Regions from separate parts of the Homo sapiens genome. Here all the other regions are linked to region 2. A link is a loop called in an ENCODE intact Hi-C map of the cell type or tissue named here. Cell type or tissue: Caco-2. All regions are shown on one strand.

Evidence for each region. Hi-C counts contacts between places; a loop is a spot of excess contacts. Peaks named below come from ENCODE experiments on the same cell type or tissue, not always from the same donor. Only the 100,000 strongest peaks of a DNase experiment are listed, where the experiment ranks them.
Region 1: a loop joins it to region 2, with 2.8 times the contacts of the local background. A loop is called at or near these places in 2 of 110 quality-filtered maps.
Region 3: a loop joins it to region 2, with 12 times the contacts of the local background. A loop is called at or near these places in 2 of 110 quality-filtered maps.
Region 4: a loop joins it to region 2, with 5 times the contacts of the local background. A loop is called at or near these places in 12 of 110 quality-filtered maps.

The regions. Positions count from the first base shown.
Region 1 is chr15:101,576,018-101,581,017 of GRCh38, forward strand. No RefSeq gene overlaps it. Among named protein-coding and RNA genes, the nearest start is that of LINC02348, 36 kb to the right of the region's middle. RefSeq lists an enhancer at 3,273-4,472. In Caco-2, a CTCF peak has its summit at 2,724; a DNase peak (open chromatin) is centred at 2,724.
Region 2 is chr15:101,437,681-101,442,680 of GRCh38, forward strand. The region is part of intron 2 of PCSK6 (proprotein convertase subtilisin/kexin type 6); the gene reads right to left. Among named protein-coding and RNA genes, the nearest start is that of PCSK6, 50 kb to the right of the region's middle. In Caco-2, no CTCF peak of the experiment used is centred here; a DNase peak (open chromatin) is centred at 1,951.
Region 3 is chr15:101,346,127-101,351,126 of GRCh38, forward strand. All of the region lies in intron 13 of PCSK6 (proprotein convertase subtilisin/kexin type 6), which reads right to left. Among named protein-coding and RNA genes, the nearest start is that of PCSK6-AS1, 14 kb to the left of the region's middle. In Caco-2, no CTCF peak of the experiment used is centred here; a DNase peak (open chromatin) is centred at 3,055.
Region 4 is chr15:101,487,283-101,492,282 of GRCh38, forward strand. PCSK6 (proprotein convertase subtilisin/kexin type 6) reads right to left here and starts at 2,425. Exons shown (of 22, transcript NM_002570.5): 1 at 2,092-2,425. The coding sequence starts at 2,388. LOC124903566 reads right to left here and starts at 1,871. Exons shown (of 2, transcript XM_047433427.1): 1 at 1-1,871. LOC107987228 (a long non-coding RNA gene) reads left to right here and starts at 2,485. Exons shown (of 2, transcript XR_001751730.2): 1 at 2,485-3,042; 2 at 3,106-5,000. In Caco-2, no CTCF peak of the experiment used is centred here; DNase peaks (open chromatin) are centred at 1,327, 2,159 and 2,571; H3K4me3 peaks cover 2,300 bases.

The DNA.
Region 1 (5,000 bases), 140 kb after region 2:
CTCATGCCTGTAATCCCAACACTTTGGGAGGCTGAGGTGGCTGGATCACTTGAGGTCAGGAGTTTGAGACCAGCCTGGTCAACATGGGAAAACCCCATCTCTACTAAAAATTCAAAAATTAGCGGGGCATTGTGGCGCACGCCTGTAATCCCACTACTCGGGAGGCTGAGGCAGGAGAACCACTTGAACCCAGGAGGTGGAGGTTGCAATGAGCTGAGATCGTGTCATTGCACTCCAGCCTAAGGGACAGAGCGAGTGACACTGTCTCAAAAAAAGAGAATGTACAACACCAAGGTGAACTCCAGGGTAAATGATGGACTCGGGCTGATAATGCTGCCTCAGTGCAGGTTCATCAATTGTTACAAACGGACCACTCTGCTGGTGGATGTTGGTAATAGGGGAGGCTGTGCCTGTAGTGGGAGAGGGTGTATGAGAAATCTCTGCACCTTCTGCTCAATTTTGCTGTAAACCTAAAACCGCTCTAAAAAATAGTTTATTTTTAAAAAGCTAAAGGACAGGCTGAGATAAAATATTCACCATACATAGTAGACTTAGGATTAGCATGCATAATATATAAAGAGGCTCTGCATATTGGCAAAACAAGAAACAACTTATTAGAAAATGGATGAAGGATAGAAACAGGCAATTCACCAAAGAATTCCAACTGCTTGTAAATACGTGAAAAGATGCTCAATATCAAAATGTAAGCAAAACACTGAGAGACCTATCAGAATGCTAAAAATTAAATGGGTGGTATGTCTAGAAGGCAACAGAAAAGGGTGAATAGTCAGGGAGAGTCCACCTCAGAAAACCAGGGATGCTGAGGGCTTGCCTTGCTGCTCCTTGAGGTCAGTGCTGGCTGTGAAGGGTGAGGAGCAGGTCTGTGTGGTTCTGAGTCTTCCCAGCAAGGAAGACAGGCGTTAAGCTCCAGGTGGTGGGATCACAGCTGAGCCCACCATGGCAGCTGAGGGTGACCTAGCATTGGTCACGGATGGATGACGTCCATCCATCAGGGTGGATGACAAAGGTTGGTTAGGACAATGGGCCCCAGCCCTTCCCAGCAGCCTCCTCTCACAGCCTGGTCCTTCTCCCTCTCTGCCCCCACCCCATGGCCCTTGCCATCCCTTCTGGAGGCAGGGAACCCCACACTCCAGCTGTGTCCCGGCTCTCTGCATCCCTGGCCCACCCCATCCCCAACCTCCACCAGAGCAGCATCAGATGGAGGAAAAGAAAAGGGGCAAGAGGAAAGAGGGATGGGAAAGGAACTCCAATATCATTTCTTTCCTCCGCATTTTGTCCTGCTAAAGACAGTTTTTTAAAAAAATAATTAAATCTGCCGATATAAGTTCATTGGGAAAAAAATTAAGGACAAATGGAAAATGATGGACCAGTTTAATAATCTGTGGTTAATCATATTAGCCCAGCAAGTAACACAACCTTGATTTCATTTTATTTGGAGGCTTTTGGGGTTGGAAATATGGGTGGTTAGGCTTATCCCTAGCCCCAAAGCTAACTTTTTTTTTTTTTTTTTTTTTTTGAGAGGGAGTCTAGCTCTGTCGCCCAGGCTGGAGTGCAGTGGCAGATCTTGACTCACTGCAAAACGCTCTGCCTCCTGAGTTCAAGAGATTCTCCTGCCTCAGCCTTTTGAGTAGCCAGCATTACAGGTGCCCGCCACCGTGCTTGGCTAGTTTTTGCATTTTCAGTAGTGACTGGGTTTCACCATATTAGCCAGGCTGGTCTCGAACTCCTGACCTCAGATGATCCACCTGCCTCTTCCTCCCAAAGTGCTGGGATTACAGGTGTGAGCCACCATGCCTGGCCCAGAGCTAATTTTTAATCCAGCAATGAGGAGGGACAGGTAAGGATCACCCCAGGGACAGAGGACGCCATTTGCCAGGGACATCACTTGCCTCCATTCTCTGGCTCCTACCTCTAGCTGCATCTTCGGGGGGCCCGGACCCACTCTCCTCACTCCCTGCCCCTCTTCAGGTCCTTCCATGAGCCCTTTCTCTTGCCCTGAACATGTCCTGTTTGGTGATAAATAATCTCCCTTCCATCCTTAATCTTTTCTCCTGTCTTCTTCTACCTGTTGGTCTAAACCAGCCTGATGTCTCCCCAGGGTCTCCGTGCTGGGCAGCCTTCTTAAATGGATATGTTGCCTCCCCGAGTCCCAGGGGCAGAAGCGGGGTCCACATGTCTTGGAGCTGTGTGCAGAACATTGTTTCACAGTCACCTCTCCAGGCTGTCCTCCATGGACGTCTACACTATCCATTGGTCCGCCCTCTCCCCGTCAGCATCACTGAGGCACCTCTAGACCCAGTCCAGTTCTTCCTCACACAGCACCCTTCAGAGTCCCAAGTCCCCTGGGATGTGTCTCCCCCTCAAGTCCGGTGACTTCTCCTGCACTATTCTCACGTGGCCCCGTGATGCTCAGAGCTCACTGCAGTCCCAGAAACCACCCTCAGAGGTGTATGTAGAAACAGGGTAACTGAAGGCTTGGGTGTGCACAAAGTCACCTGGGCTGGAGGCACAGGCCCTCAGTGTGGCTTTGGAACTGGTCCTCACACTGCAGAACTGGAGCTGCATCTCTGACATGACCCAGAAGTGGGGAGGGGGCGGAGGATCAGCGGCGGGCTCCCCATGCACAGCCTCTCTGCGGAGGAGGCTCAACTGCCTCTCATGCCCAGGACGCTGGTCCCTCAGTCGTGATCCACACCAGCCACACAGACGCCCTCTGCCTGCCTCCCACAGGCATGACACTGTTGCCTCCACCGCTGCAGAAAACCAAGTGCCTTCGCCACCATCTCTGTGGTCAGAGCAGAATGAAAGCAATCGGAGCAAGACCTCAGCCTCACCTCCCTGTCCAGGTGACATGCATCTGGCTGTCAGGCCCTTACTGACAGCCCAGAGGCAAGTGGTTCTGAGAAACGTGGGCTTGAACTTTCCAGCCCCCCAGAGGATATCCCCAAGGATGCTGGAGTGGAGGGGCGGTGGTCCAACATCTGCCACACTCACCGCAGTGCCCACCCCTGCCAGGACTCACTCCTTTGAACCCATAAATAACTTTGATCATATCTCCCAGGAACGTGTATATATGTATATGTGTGTGGGGTACATATGTGTGTGCATGTGTGTCCCCTTGTGTAGAGGGTCTGTGTGACTGTGCCAGGGGGGAGAGAGAGACACACACACGCAGTGATAGAGAGAGACAGAGAGAGAGAGAAAGACAAAGAGCCCACAAAGGGGCTGTGCGTGGGGAGCCAGCAGCTGACCCCCTGCCCCCCTCCCCACTTCTTGATCATGGTTTTAACCTCCTTGAAGGCAGGAGATAGGGATGGACTCACTTCCCTGCACAGAGCAGGAGGCTCAGTTCCGTTTGCTGAATGGCGCGGCTGGAAGTGCTCTGGGGGAAGGAAATCAAAGAATATAAGGAAACACAAAGTGGGGAAGGGAACTGACTTTCACAGACAGCTGCATGGCAGTTCATTTAGATGGGGTCAGGTTTTGGCCATCAAAAAAAGCTAGGAAAAACCTTCCTTTCAGAGCTCTTTGACCTTCGGAATCAGAGAAAAGGGATTGTCAGACGTTGCTGTTTTGAGTTATTTCTGGTTTCCCACTTAATTCTCACAGGTCTCAAGGTTGAGCAACTCATTTTATAGGAGAGAAAACGGAGGCTGGGCCAGAAGGACTGTCCTGGGATTGTCGTGGCAGGTGTGGGCTGAATGGAATGGCTAAGCCTCTTCCAACACTGTTCAAACACCCCTCTGTGGAGGAAGAACTGGGAGTCGGGGGCCAGTGCTGCTGTCCCGGGGAACTCCGAACATACACCCCAGATTTGTATTCAAGACTCATTTGTCACTCATGACTCATTTCCAAGTGATGGAATTCCAACTCACAATAGCTTATAAGTTTAGGGGCAGGTGGGGGACTTATTGCTTTGAGTCATGGGGACTTCCAGGAAAGCACAGCGCTTCAGGCATAGCTGGACCCAGGGGGTGGGCAGCCTGTTGCCCAGCAGCTCCAATGAAGGCAATGACTGGCCCAGCTTCGATGGTCTCTCCCCATCCCAAGGAGGGTCAAATTATCTGACTGGCTGGATCTGAGTCACGTCTCAAACTCTGTCACCAGAGGTGGGGTCAGTGCCAACTAAAAGGAAGGAGGGTTAGCCTCCTAAAGACAGCTGGCCAGACAAAAGACATACCGGCAAGGCCACACCACGCACTCACTAACTTGAGCCCCAACTTGGCCTGACCCCCGCAAAGGAGAGAGGGATTCTTTCTGAGACCAAAAACCCTTTCCCAGGTGGAGCACTCCTCTCTAGCAGCCATTTCTCTCCTTAACCGGAACATCACACTCGGCACGTCTGCAAGGGCATATTAAAGTATAAAAGCCACAGAAACAAAATTGAAAATAAAATTTATGACCCTTTTTCGAGCCAATATCCTAAAGCTGACCAAGATAGCCAACCAGATGTGGTCCCGTAAATTGCGGGAGAAGTGTAACGGGCACTTCTATGAAAGCACACACATAGAGGGGGACTCTGCTCATTTCCTAGGTCCCCGGGGAATGGATGAAGAATGTCTCAAAGATCTCGCTTCAGACAGAGAGAAGAGGTGCACTTGCCAACAATCAGCTCATCTCTTCCTTATTTCTGCTAAACTCGTCAAAGCTCGTCTGTTTCAGCTCCTCGGGCCACCTCAGCAGGACTGTTATTGCTACAGAAAAGTTCTGATACGGCCTGAGAACTTCTGTTTCTCTGGCTTAGAGATGTAGGTGGAGGGGCAAATATCTGAGTCCGATTCTGGTCAAGGATGTGCCATTCTTTTTCTTCCCTTTTAAGTCTTTTATTTGCATCTATTTTATGCTGAACTTCTTCCCACGCCGTAAATGTTTGTTTCTTCAGATTCTTCTGGGATACATTTTCTTCTGTGCAACCTCCTTTTCTGGCTTGGGAACAAATTTTCTTTTTTTCTTCAGCAAGGATCACCTCATGGGAGTTC
Region 2 (5,000 bases):
CGTGTGAAAGCTCTTTGGGAAAGTAAAGCTACTCATTTGTAAGTTAGTTCTTATTTTGCTGAAAGGGGACAGAAGGTGCCCCTCTCCCCACCGCCCGCCACCCACCTCCACTCACTGACAACAGAAGAGGCAGCTGGAGCCCAGCTTCACCTATTGTTAGGGGCTGACCTGTGAACCCCTAAATTCTTATGTTGAAATCTTAACCCGGGGTAGCTCAGAACGTGACTGTAATGGGAGATAAGGGCCTTAAAGAGGTAGTTACGTTAATATGAGGTCATGATGCGGGGGACCCTAATCCAATCTGGCCAGTGTCCCATGAGAAGAGGAGATTAGGACAGAGCCACTCGCAGAGAGGGACAACCACGTGAGGATCAAGAGACCTCAGAAGAAACCAACCCTGCCAACGCCGTAATCTCAGTCTTCCAACCTTCCTAAGTGTGAGACAATACGGTTCTGCGGTTGAAGTCCCCGCATCCTGTGGGACTTTGTTACAACTGCCCCCGCAGACTAACAAACTATGAGGTCCAACACTGCTCAACGTGTCTGACATGCAGTCACTGTCTGTACCTCTGTTATTTTAGCTTCAGCAATACAGGATACAGCTTTGTCAACTGAAAACTATATTTAGGATTTTTCCATAATTTAGCCAAGGTGGGTCAGAATTTACTTCTAAAGTATTTACATAGAAAGAAGTTGCTTATGTTACACACAACTTGCTTATAGGAGTCACATCTCTGGAACTTGAGATATGCTTCAGGAAGCATTGTCTACTGTTCTCTGGGTTGCTGCTGGACTTGTAAGGGAGTAAAAGCAAATGATATGTGGCCTTGACCCTCGATAACCTCCTGTTGCATTGGCAAGAGATGGGCTTGCATGCTTTGAACTCCAAGTTCCTCTCTCCCGAGGCATCCGCACAGCAGCGTCAGTCCGCCTTCCCATCGCCTCTCCTCTGGTTCTGGAACACTGAACGCCCTCCCAAGCCTGACGATCCAGGTCCCCCAGGAACCACCTGCAGCTCCCCTGCCGACTCTGTCTGTCCCTGACAGATCCCAAACAAACTGAACTAGTCATCGTTCCCAACAAACACTGCTGTGTGCTCCTACTCTAGGGCCAGATCTAGAATACAAACATACGACTGCTAGAAGAGCAGGCCAAGTCCGCAGCCTCTGAGCAGGCTTCCTGGTGGCAGGGATATTGGAGCCCAGAGGGGAAGGTGGGGAAGAGAGCAACAGCAGGGGAAGGTGGGGAGCCGTCTGTGCAAAAGCTCTGCAGAGGGAAAAAGAGCGAAAGTCACCCGAGGAGGATCTTAAAGGCCAGTGGTGGCCGTATTTCAGAGGATCCCTCAGGAGCATGGGAGGTGACTGGCCGGGGCAAGGATGCCCACATGAGGCCAGCAAGGAGGGCAGTGCAGTGGTGCAGGCAAGAGATGACAGGAGCTGGGCCTAGGGCAGGAGACACAGGACATGGCAGGGCCAGGTTGTACGGGAGGTGGAACAAGTGTAGGGGGGAAGGAGAGGCCGCTGGCACTGCAGTGGAATGCGGATGAGCGCTTCCCTCTGAGACAGACTAGGGTCAGAGACAGTGAGCTGGGTTTGGGACATACTGACTTTGGATTGTCTTTGAGATATCTAAGCGGAAGGGCAGAGCATGTCGTGAAAGAATAAAATGCTGTCTTTTAAGGTAAATTTACACATTCAAACTTTTTACCAATTCCTAGCAGCCATGCCACTAGAACCAGCTGGGTGGTGCTGAAAATGTGAACAGCCAACTTGTCACTGTCATTCGATCACCCTCATGGGGGAGCAGTCCACCGTCCCCACGTGGGCAAATCCTCTGGGCCCTGGGCAGCTGCCTGGCCCTGCCCTCAGCCCATGACACAGTTCATCAACCCCTGAGACCAATGTGGTCACTTACTGTCTATGTGCTCTTGTCAGGAACTTTCTGTTTGTTTGCACTTTGAATTGCTCTAGCACACAAAACTGTTAGATAAAATTCCATCTGTGGTTAATGGAAAGATCTGCTTCAACATTGCATCACTGCTGGAAGGAAACCCGAGCTTTGATTAAACTCCGGGGGCAAAGTCCCATCCTACAAAACAGAATGCCTCCTCTGGTCCTTGCAATCATTTTGCAACTTCTAAGCTTTAAAGCACTGAAATGAAGCATTGAACCCAAGCCTCCTACGGCCCTAGAAGGAGCCACCAAGGCTCCCTCTGAACATCTTTATCCTTCCATTTCCATCACCAATCTGGCTGAGATCTGTAGGGAAGGAAAAGAGCTGAACCCAAGTCATCATGCTAAAATGTAAGGTCTGGAAGACACAGGCAGCAACGACTAACTATAAGCCAGCTTGGAACATAATCAGAACAAGTAATTTTAAAAAAATTTGTGAGCCCTTTCAGTGATTGGTCGACGCTTCTGTAATATCCACCCTTCTCCAGACTTTTGGCAAAAGAACAAGTTAAAAACAAATGCTTTCAGTTTGCTTAAATGACAAGCCTTGGAAAAACCCAGCGACCGATAACTGCACACTGCGAACACTTGGGCTGTTCCTCCAAGGACAGGGCTGAGTAACAAAGCAATCTGAGCAAAATGGCCCTTTTCAAAGACGGTAAGAAAAACATCAAGTAAAGGTAATTAAGAATGCAAGGAAAATGACTGTACCATTCCGGTACAGGATCAGTGCGAAGAAGATGCCTAATAAGTGTGCGTGCACACACGTGCTTAACAGAGTCCTGCTGCTGACACCCCCTTGAGTTTTGTTTTGCTTTCCCAAATGTACATTCTATCTGCTTTTATGTGACATGGGGTGGACTGTACATTCCATCACTTATCAAAGCACTCCTATACAATAGGGACTGGAACTAATTAAAATAAGATACCGTCTGCATTTGATGGAACTTTATCCTAAGCCCCATAACATTCATTTCCAGTTTGGTCATTTGAACACAATGGCAGCCTCGCATTCCGAAGTCTCTGAATAATATTAAATCATCTTTTCCTTTTGTTAATAATATTAATTACACAACTCTCCAGATGTGAAGGTATCATAAAAATGCTTTGCCAACGTAGGGAAACGTTCTGATGCACTGCAATAAAAGATAACACTAAATACTTCCATAAAACAGCTAATTTCACCAAGTGTTTAATTGTAATGACTGGGTGGAGTAAATATTAGTCAGACTGACAGCTAATTGATTTGGTTTGCATTAAAGCTAGACAAATTTAAACAGAGGTATTTCAGTTGCGATTCTGAATTCATAATCGGTTCAGATGTCTGTGTGCTTTCCCTGGGGCTAACAATTTAATTAGAACTATGAGAAACAATCAGCCAATCCTAGGAACGTTCCAGGAAGGCCTGGGATGCCCAGGCTGTTTACCTTTCTTCCTTTCTTCTTTACTGGCAGGATGCATTGATAGAAGCCTTGCCAGGAGCTTATTAAGAAGCTCTGTGAGAAGGAGATTTTTATTTGAAAAAATTTAACTGCTACGTTAGCCTTTGCCTAGGAAGTCTCTATCCTTCCTTCTGCTGACTTCGAGGAGACAACTAATGCCTGGGAATGCTTTGCCCTCAGACCCAAACTGAATATAGGACTTTTAACACACCTAAAATGGGTCAATCAAGCAGCTCAGGTGCTGCAGAGAGGAGGCAGGTCCAGGGTATGGTGGCCCTCAAGCCCCCCACAGAGTCTGTCTCTGCTGCCTCAGCCTGCCTTGCTCATGCACAGGTCTCCCATCCCCATCTTCACCGAGAACTCAGCAACACAGAGACCTGCTGGGCAGCTCTGCATTACTCAGGCACAGGGTCCTGCACTCAGCAGGTGCACCATTAATATTTTTGGAAGGAAGGGATGAGCAGTCGACCTGAGTACCTTTAAAAGTTTTAAAATATAGTCACCAACAACAGAGGATGTAGTCAAAACACAGATTAAGTCTCCTATTTCGACTCTGCCTTAGTTCTAACCATTAAGAATCTGCTTTATTAATTCTTGGAAGGCCTCATGGAAAGAAGACCAAGAAATCCACGGTCCCCGTCTCTTCTCAGAGCATGCTTATGAGATGGGCTTCCTGCATGCAAACAGCTTGCTTTCATTGTAACTATCCGCGTGGTGGCAATTCAACAACTCAAAAGACTTCAGTTGAAGAATGAGGATGTTTCTTCACACGGCAGATCAAGTGCTTGCTTAAAGTGAAAGTGTGGAGGGATGCTGCGTCGACCTCTTTCCTAGCTTAGAATTTCCTCCAAGATGACAGATGACGGTCTCTCAACCGCACAGAACTCACGCCTCCTCCGGGATCAGCCTATGCACCCTGTACAGAGGCTCCCTGCTGCTCAGTTTTCTACTGATCCACCCTTCCCCAAGTGCCCCACTCTTTGGGAAGGAGCAACTACAATCTGGCTTTTTTCCTAGAGGATTAAATATACTGGCCCCTTTGAAAAACATTCCTTCATGTTCCATGGTGTAAGCACAAGTAGACGTAATCTCACCCCCATGTGATGGGGTGAGACGGTGCATGTAAAGTGCCCAAGCACAGCCATCCCTTAGTAAACACTTAACTCCTTCCCTTGCTATGAAGGAATAATGGAATTAGCACAATGTTTCATATCTATCTCGTTCGACTTATCCGTATCTATCTATCCATCCATTCATCCATCCATCCACCCACCTATAAAACCAATCCAGAAATATATTCAAGACAAGTCTGTCTTTTCACAGCCCAGGTCCATGGGTGAGCTCCATGGGGACCACTTCCTCATATGCTTCAAATCAAAACCCTCACCATGCGATGCCCCAGAGAAGGATAATTCAGGTACAGAGCCCAGAGATAACGCGTCTCTCCAACAGATCCCTGCTCAGTCAATACAAAAAGAGCCCTGATTGTCATTGAAGCAGGTGGGTTGGGGCAACACCAAGAACCCATTTTTCCATAAAAACTTTACTCTAAGTATTTTCTGGAAATAGCTGAAATAATATTGTGCACCAGCCAGGGGGCCCAAAC
Region 3 (5,000 bases), 92 kb before region 2:
AGCAAATTGGCAATATGTATCAAAGGCAGGCATATTTGTGGTTTCCACCTCTTATTTATCCCAGTAATTTTACTTCTGGTGAATAATCCCAAAGAAATAATTTTAAATTCAGGAGAAGGCTTTTTGTACTAAGCTGTCCGCTCATAATAGGAAAAAATGGAAAGCAATCTACATGTCCAACAATAGAGAGATGCTTAAATAAATTATGGTGCTTCTGTTGGTGAAGTATTATAAAAATCTATAAAATGCTGCTTACAAAGGATATTTAATGACATAGAAACATGCTTGCTATGCAAGTAACAAAAAGAAAGAACAAGTTATACATGCAGCACAGTTAGGACTCTGTGAAATGTCAGGGGAGAAAAAGACCAAGTAGAAATGCCTGTAGAGACGTAGTTTGAACACGAAGTGTTTCTGGAAATAGGTAATAAAGTCAAATGTTCGAAAATCAAACACACTTATCTATTCTGGGGCGAACCTGGCTGCCAGAATGCCGAACCATGCAGGCAACAGGAATGCCCAAGCGTACCTCATTCCTAAAACTGAGGGCAAATCTGGGAAAGGGGTTTCAAGAGAGCTCTCCCTCTTCCTCAGATCTGTCATTTTCATTTTCATCAATGTTTAGTATTTTATTTGCAAAAATTAGCTATGAGGTGAGACAAAGGTCATCTTTTTGTTATGCTTTCTACTGGAGATACAGAACCGACTAAACAATACTGTGATTCATAAATGTGCACAGCAGCAGTTGGTTGCATTTCTCCCCGAGATAAGTGGGGATACATACTTCTTTTTTTCTCAAACGAGGAGAGTTTTGGGGAAAGGCGTCACTGTCACGGCCCCGTGAAAGAGAAAAGGAGGTAAAGAGATTGACTGCAATATTAATGCAAATGGGGTTAAAAATGGAACTTTTTGACAACAGTGTGTATGGTGACTGTTTGGAGAGTGTGCCAAGTTCTTCAGCTCTGTTTCCAAGGAAGTGGGAGTGATACTCTATAATTGCACTTTCCAGAAATGAGAGTTTAGTGACAAACTTGAAAGCCGGCACAGAAGGCATGTGCTTTAAATCTGTCTTCCTTTCTAGCATCAAGCACAGGATAGATTGAGCCATCGAACACAGATTGCAAAATCTCAACTCTTATCTTAGAAATGAAGATTAGCTCAAAAGAGATGTCAATAAAACACAGATCAAGATGGCTAGCAATAAAATGAGAACAGTTATGCTCTTGGGAAAAAAGACATTGTTGAAAGGGCCACTGAAAGGAAATCAAGAATTCATGGAACTTTTTAGGATGAATAAAGGGAAAACATGGTCACACAGAAGAGACTAATCTCTTCCCCTTCATTAAACATTTTACTGAGTATGTACAGCTGAAGACAGAACTGGTTAAAATTATGTAAGCTCTTGATTTAAACAAGGTTCATGCTTGCACGCACACGCATTCATGCAGTCAATCAACAACTGTTTGTGAGCCATGTCCAAAGTGCTGAGCCTCTGGGGGCGGGAGCTGAGAGATCCAGCTCTGGACTTCCAAAGGCAGCCAAAGTTCTAAATGTGGTGGCTTTGGTCATCTGTCCCTCTGCAGTATTTCACAGAGATTACCAAAGCTCTTGTTCAATCTGCCACCGGAACACGTGTTTTAGTCCAGGTTCCCTGGAAAACAAGGGACTGAAGTGAAGCCCATGGGCTGAAGCTTTATTGGGAGGTGCAATCCCAGGGCAACAGGAGTGGAGGGCAGCAGGAGGAAGCGCCCGGGGTTGACAAATGGAAGGAGCTGTGTTTCAAGCTGGCTGCAGCTCCACAAAGAAACGGGGTGGTTGCTTAGCTGGGGGAAGTCTTCCAAACAGGCCTTGTGAGACCAATGTGCCCTCAGACAGGAAGGGCATACACTTTATGTCCTGTCTTTCCTTGGGTAAACCTTCCTTCTGGGTTGTGTTACCTGCCCCCTCCAGGCAGCCAGATGCTGGGGAGGCCTGATACCAAGCCTCACCTGGAAGTGGAGGGAAAAGCCACAACCCCCGCCCCCCCGGGGTCCCGCTGGGTCGGACCGGCCCCTGCGCCTCCGCTGCTCCTCCCCGGTGGGAACGTCAGCAGCCATTCCAACGCCCAGGCTTCACCGTGGGGGAGGCTGGGGGAGCCGAGGCAAGGAAGTGAGGGCTAGATCTCTTTACTGGGCAACAGGCAAGGCCTGACGACAGCAGGGCTGGGCCAGTCTGGGGAGACACGCAGTGGGGCCAGTGTGACATTTGCGGAGTAAAACGTCATCAAAATACATGCTTCGAGGTATGAAGTGTGAACTATCATGTTTGAAAAGAACCTGCTTCCCTGGGCTTTCTGGAGTCTTCCAAAGGTATAGCAGCACCTTCGTGAGACACCGTCACAGCACAAGGCAGAACACAGAATTCGATATGTAACTGACATGTGTAATTGGCTTCAAGGAAGCTCAATATCAAGAAACACTTCTTGGTGTTTCTGATGTTATAGGCACTATGGACAAAGATTGTAATCCTGAAACCTTTGAAACTCCTCATAAAGGATTTGTTCATATGAAACCTTCCTCCATTTGAATCTCCCCAGGCCCGTTGAAGTAGACACTATTATTCCCATCACACACGTGCAGAAACAGAGACTGAGAGATTCCGTGACCAGGCCAGGAAGCGGCCAGCTGAACTCAGACCACGCCTGCCAGCTGCTCTGCTCTGGGCTCTCCCTAAACACCACCCTGAGGTCCAAATCCCGTTCAGGAGCTCCAGTGTCTGCGGCAGCCTGGTCTCCTCCCGCCACCCTCCTGCTCCTCTCACTCAAGTCGCCTGGATAACGGGTCAGATTTGGTTTTCGTAACTGATCTGTGCCCCGATAGCTTATTCTGCAAGTTTTGGCAAAAGCACCACAGTTCTGACTAGACCTTCCTTGATCCTGTCTTGGCTTCAACTTTCAGGTTTCTGGGAAGGACAGAACCAAAGCTGGGATTCCACAGAAGCACAGGGTAGAGTCAGGTGCACTGGGCTGAGCTCCAAAGAAAGCCAAGCCCTGTGGGAACTTCCTGAATGGCTCTGCCCCGGGGGCCTGCAAAAGTCCTGAGGAGCCAAGGCAATGCTTGGCTTATCATCTCCTCCTGGCAGTTTCAACACAAAGCTTTTGGTTAGCAAAGTTTTGTTTGTTTTTCTCGGGAAAAGTGTTGCTTAAGAAGAAGAAAGGAAGAATAGAAATGTACCTGCTGAGTTCAAAAGTCAGAAGAGTTTTCCCTTAGGGCCAGCCAACCCAATAGCAGCCCAGCTTTGCCTCCAGCGCAGCAACCCTGGATTCAGTGAATTCCAAATTCCTGGGTTCTGTAGAGGTCGCAGCCAATTTGATTTTCCTCAGAGGCATGGAGGCAGGTCTCTACCAGCTTCTCCAGGCTGGAATTTTCCCAGAGAGCAAATGGACCAATTCCTAAAGGCTGTGGTAAAACACACACTTGCAGTGGCAGGTAGGGAGAGGGGAGAGGAGCCTGGGCTTCTGTGACAACCTACACAGGCTGCGTGAGAAATTTCATGTCCACCAGGTGCTGGTAAGACGCTGATGAGGGAGTCATCAGTCCCAGGTCTCCCAGCCCGTCACCGGTGCAGCCAGCGTGGGACCCAGGCTCCTCTGCCCCTGCATTCCCGTTCTTTAAATCACATCACTCTGTGGCCCCGAGTGCAGAGTGCCATACAGATTCGTTTCACACATTTGTTCTACCATCTCTGCAACTGCTGCTTGTTGGCTTTCTATCATGATTTTGCCTTCTTGTGTTTTCGTTTATTTTTTTTATTTTTATTTTTTCTGAGACGGAGTCTCTGTTGCCCAGGCTGGAGTGCAGTGGCACAATCTCGGCTCACTGCAACCTCCACCTCCCTGGTTCAAGCAATTCTCCTGCCTCAGCCTCCCGAGTAGCTGAGACTACAGGTGCACGCCACCATGCCCGGCTAATTTTTGTATTTTTATAGAGATAGGGTTTCACCACGTTGGCCAGACTGGTCTCCAACTCCTGACCTCGTGATCCACCTGCCTTGGCCTCTCAAAGTGCTGGGATTATAGGCGTGAGACAACGCACCTGGCCTTTAGTTTATATTTTATTTGGATACTACAAATGTTGACTATCTTGTGTTTACTGGTTATTTGTATGTTTTCTTTACGAATTGCTTTTCAGGATTTTGGCCTATTTAGTGATATTATTTAAATATTTCTTAGTGATCTGTAAGCACTCTACATTTTAAGGCTATAACACAGTATAGCACTCTGTGATTATCTAACCTCTACAGTTGAGATATTAGACATAAAGGTGTCTGCCTGTGTATTAGAATTTTTTTATGCCAAATATTACTTTAATTTTACCCCTTGGAAAAATGACTTTTTAGCATATGGAGAATTCAGATGATCACTATTTACTGATTAGCAAGATTTAGTCAGAAAAATAGTTTGATTTATTAAACAGCAGTTAAACCAATGGCAATTAGACCGGGGGGCCTCTGAGCCGGCCCTGGGAAGAATGAGGCCAATGAAAAAAGAATGCCTGGTTGCGACGTATATTCCTGGGGAGGACTGGAGAGTGGCTGGCCCCCGCAAGCATAAAGAGGAGCTGGGACGGGTGGGGAGCAGTGCACGTTGAGCCTTGGTCCTGCAATGAATACGCTCCCCTTAAAGTGTGCTTGTCCCAAGAGAAAGACAACCCTCTACCCGTTCAATTCCCAATATGCAGTGGTGCGCTGCAGCCGACCAGCACTGGCTTAACGGAACTGATTGTGAACATTTTCAGAACCTTTGTGAGCTGGTTGTTAAACACAGTCTTTATTAAACATTAAATTATAGAAGCTTACAATTGAATAAATTATACTAAAAACAAAGGTAATGAATATTCACAAATTGCCCCTTCCTCATGATCTCACTATATTTTGTCATTATCTGTGCTTCAGGGTTACTCACATCTGTTCTATCTACACAGGGGAAGCACTATCTCATGGTGGCTACTGGACCCCTCTTT
Region 4 (5,000 bases), 50 kb after region 2:
CCAGCACCATGCCTGAGTGACCGGGCTGCGTGGCATTCATGCTGGCTGCACTAGACAGAGCTGGGGAGACCCCGATTAACTCCCCAGAATATCCTGGGTACGGAGTGTGCATCGGGGCGAATCTTCTCTCCCATCCGCAAAACCAGGAGAGCAGACTGCACTAAGAACTCAGTGAGCCTGACAGAGGTTGTCTCAAAGGGGCGGCATGGCCAAGGGTTAGGCATTTTTATTCCCACAGATAGAAATTTCCGGGGAGAGTTACCTGTGCCTCTCTGCCTCTCTCTTGCAGTGTGAGCTCACAGCTCAATTTCAGCTCCATTCTGCTCATTTAATTTTAGAATCCCAAAACCCAGGCACTTTGTAATTTATCGCGTAGTTTAAGAGTCACTTTTAGCTGAAGACAAATTGCTGGGCCACCTGGGCACAGCAGCGAAGTGTGGCAGGAGCCAGGGGCACTACGCAAACATGAGGAACACCTTCTTCAGCCTGGACAATCAGCCAGGGAGAGTCAAGAACTACAGAGACAAACGAAGTCAGTGCTACCCGACGGCAAAATCTGAAATCACAGGATGTTTGGAGGGCCTTGAGTGGTTAAAAAAACTAAATATCTATATGGATATACATGTGCGTATATGTATGTGTGTATATGTGTATATATGTAACATTTTATATATATATATGCATATATTTAAAAGGTCTCCAAAGATGTGCTAGCATTCTTTCAGTAAACTCGAACCTGCCTTGTGAAGATTCCTTCATTCGAATGGTGGAATCCACCCCTCCAGCCACACACCTAATAGTACATCAACGTGGGGCTTGGGATGCAGAACTAATGTCATTTCTATCAATCAGGGACGCCACCACACCTTGCTGGCTTCTGCCACGGATAACGATGAAACTACATTTAACACTGCCTGGCACTAAGGTTTAGAGTTATGAGTCGGTGCTTCCCTGTCACTTCACTTAACCCTCTGAGTGTGTAGTTTGTAGATTTGTTAACTGCACTGAGAGGTCCCCTGGTGTGACCTCAAAATAACGGCCTCTCCAGGAGCCATAAACATGGATCAACCCCAACTCACCGCCCCTCAGCCCGGTAGCTGGTTGAGAGAGGAAAAAGGGACCCGCCGGGAGGTCCTTTGAGGGTAATGCCGCCTTTGTGCCCAGGGCGTGGCCTGCTTGCTCACTGACAGAAGAGGGGACAGCCGAGGGCTGCGGGGCTGGGAGGGCCCCGTGGGGGCCGGTGAGGGTCAGGCCCCGGTCCAGGCTCTGTGGCAACGCAGCATTAGATCTTTCCGACAACCCAGCGGTGTAGACATTGCCACTGACTGCAAAGGAGCTTGTCAGGGGAGCGACTTGCCAAAGGTCACACCGCTCGGCCATCAGAACCGCGGCAGAAGCCCCCACACAAAGCGCCCTCCCTCCGCTCCTGGAGAGGTTTTAAACCCAGGACCCCCGGCCCTGCGCTGTCCCAAGGCCTCTCCGACGGCGGCCGGGCTCCAGGGTGCAGGCTCCCGGCCATCTACCCCCGGGAGCCGCGGACACCGAGGGAGCGCGAGTCCCCGAGACGCCGGGCCACGCTCATGTCACCCAAGCAGCGGCCGCGGCCGCCTTGGCGCGCGCACCGGGTCCGGAGCTCGCGCCGCCCGTCGAGGGCAGAGGGGCCGCTCCCCCGCGGGGGAGAGCCGGGTGGGCGCCCAGGACCCAGCGGCGGACGGCGCGCGACGCCTGAGGCAGCCCAGACTCCCCCGGAGCCCGGCAGGTGTCCGCGCCGCCCCGGCTTCTGAGGCCACACTTCCGAGCGCGGGGTTGGGCGGCACTGCCGGGGGACTTGCGGTCGGCGCGCCGGACCTGCGTGGGCGCCCACGCGGGACCCCAGTCCCCCCCACCCCGCCGAGTGTCCCGCGCGCGCCCCCCCGGGCGACACCCCCCCCCGCAGGGCGCCCCGGCCGCCCGCCGTCCCCAAGCGGTCCCGGAGCCTTCCCACGCGCGCGCGGGGCCGGGGCCGGGCGGACAGGACTGCGGAGGCGCCCCCCTCGCGCGCGCCGGAGGCCGCCGGGAAAGTTTTGGGCGCGCGGGGCCGGCCGCACTCACCTGGCCCAAGTTGAGGTACCCGTGCGCCGCCGCCACGCGGTCCGCCTCGGCCGGGCCGCCCAGCACTTGCACCGCCCAGTGGTTGGTGTAGACGGGGCGCGGCGGGGGCGCGGAGCAGGCGGCAGGCAGCGCCAGCAGCAGCAGCCAGCGCCAGGGACGCGGCGCGAGCGGCCGGAACCCGGGCCCGCCGGCGCCCCCCGCGCCCCCCGCGCCCCCCGCGCCCGCGGCGGTGTCGGTGGCGGCGGCGGCCCGGGGCGGCGGCCGGGGCCCGGGCGCAGGCGGCGCGCGCGGAGGCATAGCGGCGACAGGCTCGCGCGGCGCCCGAGCTGCGAGTGCGCCGGGGGGTGGAGTGCCGCCTTTTAAAGCCGCTCCGCGCCGGGGAAGCGCCGCCGCCGCCGCCACCGCCGCCGCCAACACCGCCGCGGGCGGGAGCCGGGGAGGAGGAGGCGGCCGCGGCGCGTTCCCGCCCCCGGGCCCGCGCTCCTGCGACCGGGCTCCGGGGCCGAGAGCCGTCCGGGAGGCCCGAAACGCCCCCCACCGGGGGAACTTCCCCGCCGACTTCTGGGGCTCTCGGGACGCGGTGCCGCCCCAGAGGCGTCCTCGGCCCGCGAGTTCTGCTGGGAGCGGGGAGGCCCCGGCGTCTCAGGTGAGTCCCCGGTTCCCTAGACCGGCCGGACACCCGAAGGCCGCACTCACCTGGCGGGGGCCTCAGACGCCTGGCGGCCTCGCCCGCCTCCCTAGACGGAGGGCTCGCCCGTGTGCGGGGTCCCAGGGAGAAGAAGCTGCGGGGAAGACAGTGGGTCGCCCGGGACCAAGCCTGGCTGAAGGGACACATTGAGCGGGGCAAAGGCATGTGGCGCATCAGCCGGGCTCACGAGCGTGTACCCGAGAAACCACCGCACGGAGCCCATGGCGGAGGCCGCGGCCCATGCTGGGAGGCAGGCCGTGCAGGTGAACCCCCAGGCCGCGCAGGTGAACCCCCAGGCCGCGCAGGTGAACCCCCAGGCCGTGCAGGTGAACCCCCAGGCCGCGCAGGTGAACCCCCAGGCCGTGCAGGTGAACCCCCAGGCCGTCCGCTTAGCCTCGCTGCGATCTTGGGCAAATGACTGTGGTGGCTGAGGGCAGGCGCCCCACCTGCAAAATGCGGGGAACAGTGGCATCTACCCCGTCGGGCTGATTTGAGGATGAGGTCAGCTTTTGCTGTACAATAAGCTGTCCGTAAACGTTCGTTTTTATGAGCCCAGGGCCTGCCGTGTGGTAGGTGTTCACTAGACGATGTACACTCTTAAAAGCACCCACTGAGCTGGGACCAGCAGTAGAAAGTCAGCTGAATCATCCTCACCCCTGCTTCCTGGAGCAGCCTGGTATCCAGTGGATAATGATTTGAAGCACCCTGGAGATGGATGGAAATGTTCACACCATAATCAAGGAATTATGAAGGGTAAGGATCGCTGCTGGATCTCTTCTGTCATCCCTCCCAGGACCCATTGGTCCTACTGGCCCACTTCCAGAAAGCAAGCCATCAACCTGCTTAATATAGGAAGTAAAACAAAAAGGTCGAGAAGGCCTTGAGGTGGGAAGGAAGCTGCTTCTCTGATGGTCAGTTCCAGGAGCGGTCTCTTGTTGAGCGTGCAGGATTCACTTGGAGTCTGTGGCTTGGCAGCTGGAGGTGAGAGGCTGGGGCGAGAGGGGATGGGCTGAGGACAGGATCTGCATAGATGGTTTCCGAGGTCCTTTCCAGCCTCGCTCTCAGGAGCCCTTTGGTTTTGTAACCCACGTGATTCATCATTTCTTCAGGTGTGAGTCACCCCTAATGGAGGTGGGAGAACAGGAGGCGTGGTGGGAGGCCCCATCCCAACAGGCCACATCCATGTTCACAAGGGCTCCTGCCAAGGGCCCATCTTGGAACCTGGAGATCAACGTCCCACATGGCCTTCGCTTTGCTACACTAGATGTAACTTCACCTCCCTGCGTTCCCCTGGCAAGTGGGGTCAGCTGCTTGGGCCGTCACTCCAGGCCTGCCCACACTGCAGAAGACAGCCACCGTGTGTCCCTCCTACAGATGGACTGGATGCTCACCAGCCCCTGCCAGTGGAGAGACATGAGGCCCTCATGCAAACTGGCAGCCCTAGAGGAGAACCGGCCATACTTGTTGGACAGAAACAGTACCCAGAACTCTCAGTCTGCCTCTGCCTGACATGGCCCTGGCTGCCTAGCCAACTGGCTTGCAGAAGAGGGACATTGGCCTGAGTCAAGGGGACGGGGTTGGAGGCATTGCATTGTCACCTAGCAGCAGTATGTCTGGGCAGCATGTGTTACCTCTCTTCCCCTTCCCCTGCTGGCCGGATGTCCCTCAGATTCATCCTGGATCTGGTGCCGTTCTTCAAATATGTGGCCTGCTTCAAGATAATGTAACTGCACATCAGCTAAATGATTATAAAGCAGCTGGTGCCTCCCAAGACGGAGCCCCCGCAACGGCAGTGATTTTGACAGGCAGAGATAAGGGTGTTTCCATAATAATGTGGTAGATTAAGGGATTCAGCCTGCTGTACTGAGGGGAGACTAAAATGCATCTGAATTTTTATTTGGAGAGATCTGAATGTATTTTACTAACAAGTCTGGTCCTTTTGGGCTGAACTTTCCATTTGTCATGGAAGTGCCCGGCAATATCTTGACTCCGATGTTGTAGGAAGACCAGCTTCCCAAAATGAACATCCTGAATCGAATCGCCTCCTGTGGGTTTCCTATTGATTCACACGGTGACGGGATTAGCTCAGTCACGGGAGTACCAGCCCTTTTCATTGTGATAGGATCTGTAATAAAACTTGGCTAGTCGTCCTGCAGGGAGGGGATTTATTACTCAGGCTCTGGCTCTCCACATGGCCCCCGAGGTCCACACAGCTCTGTGG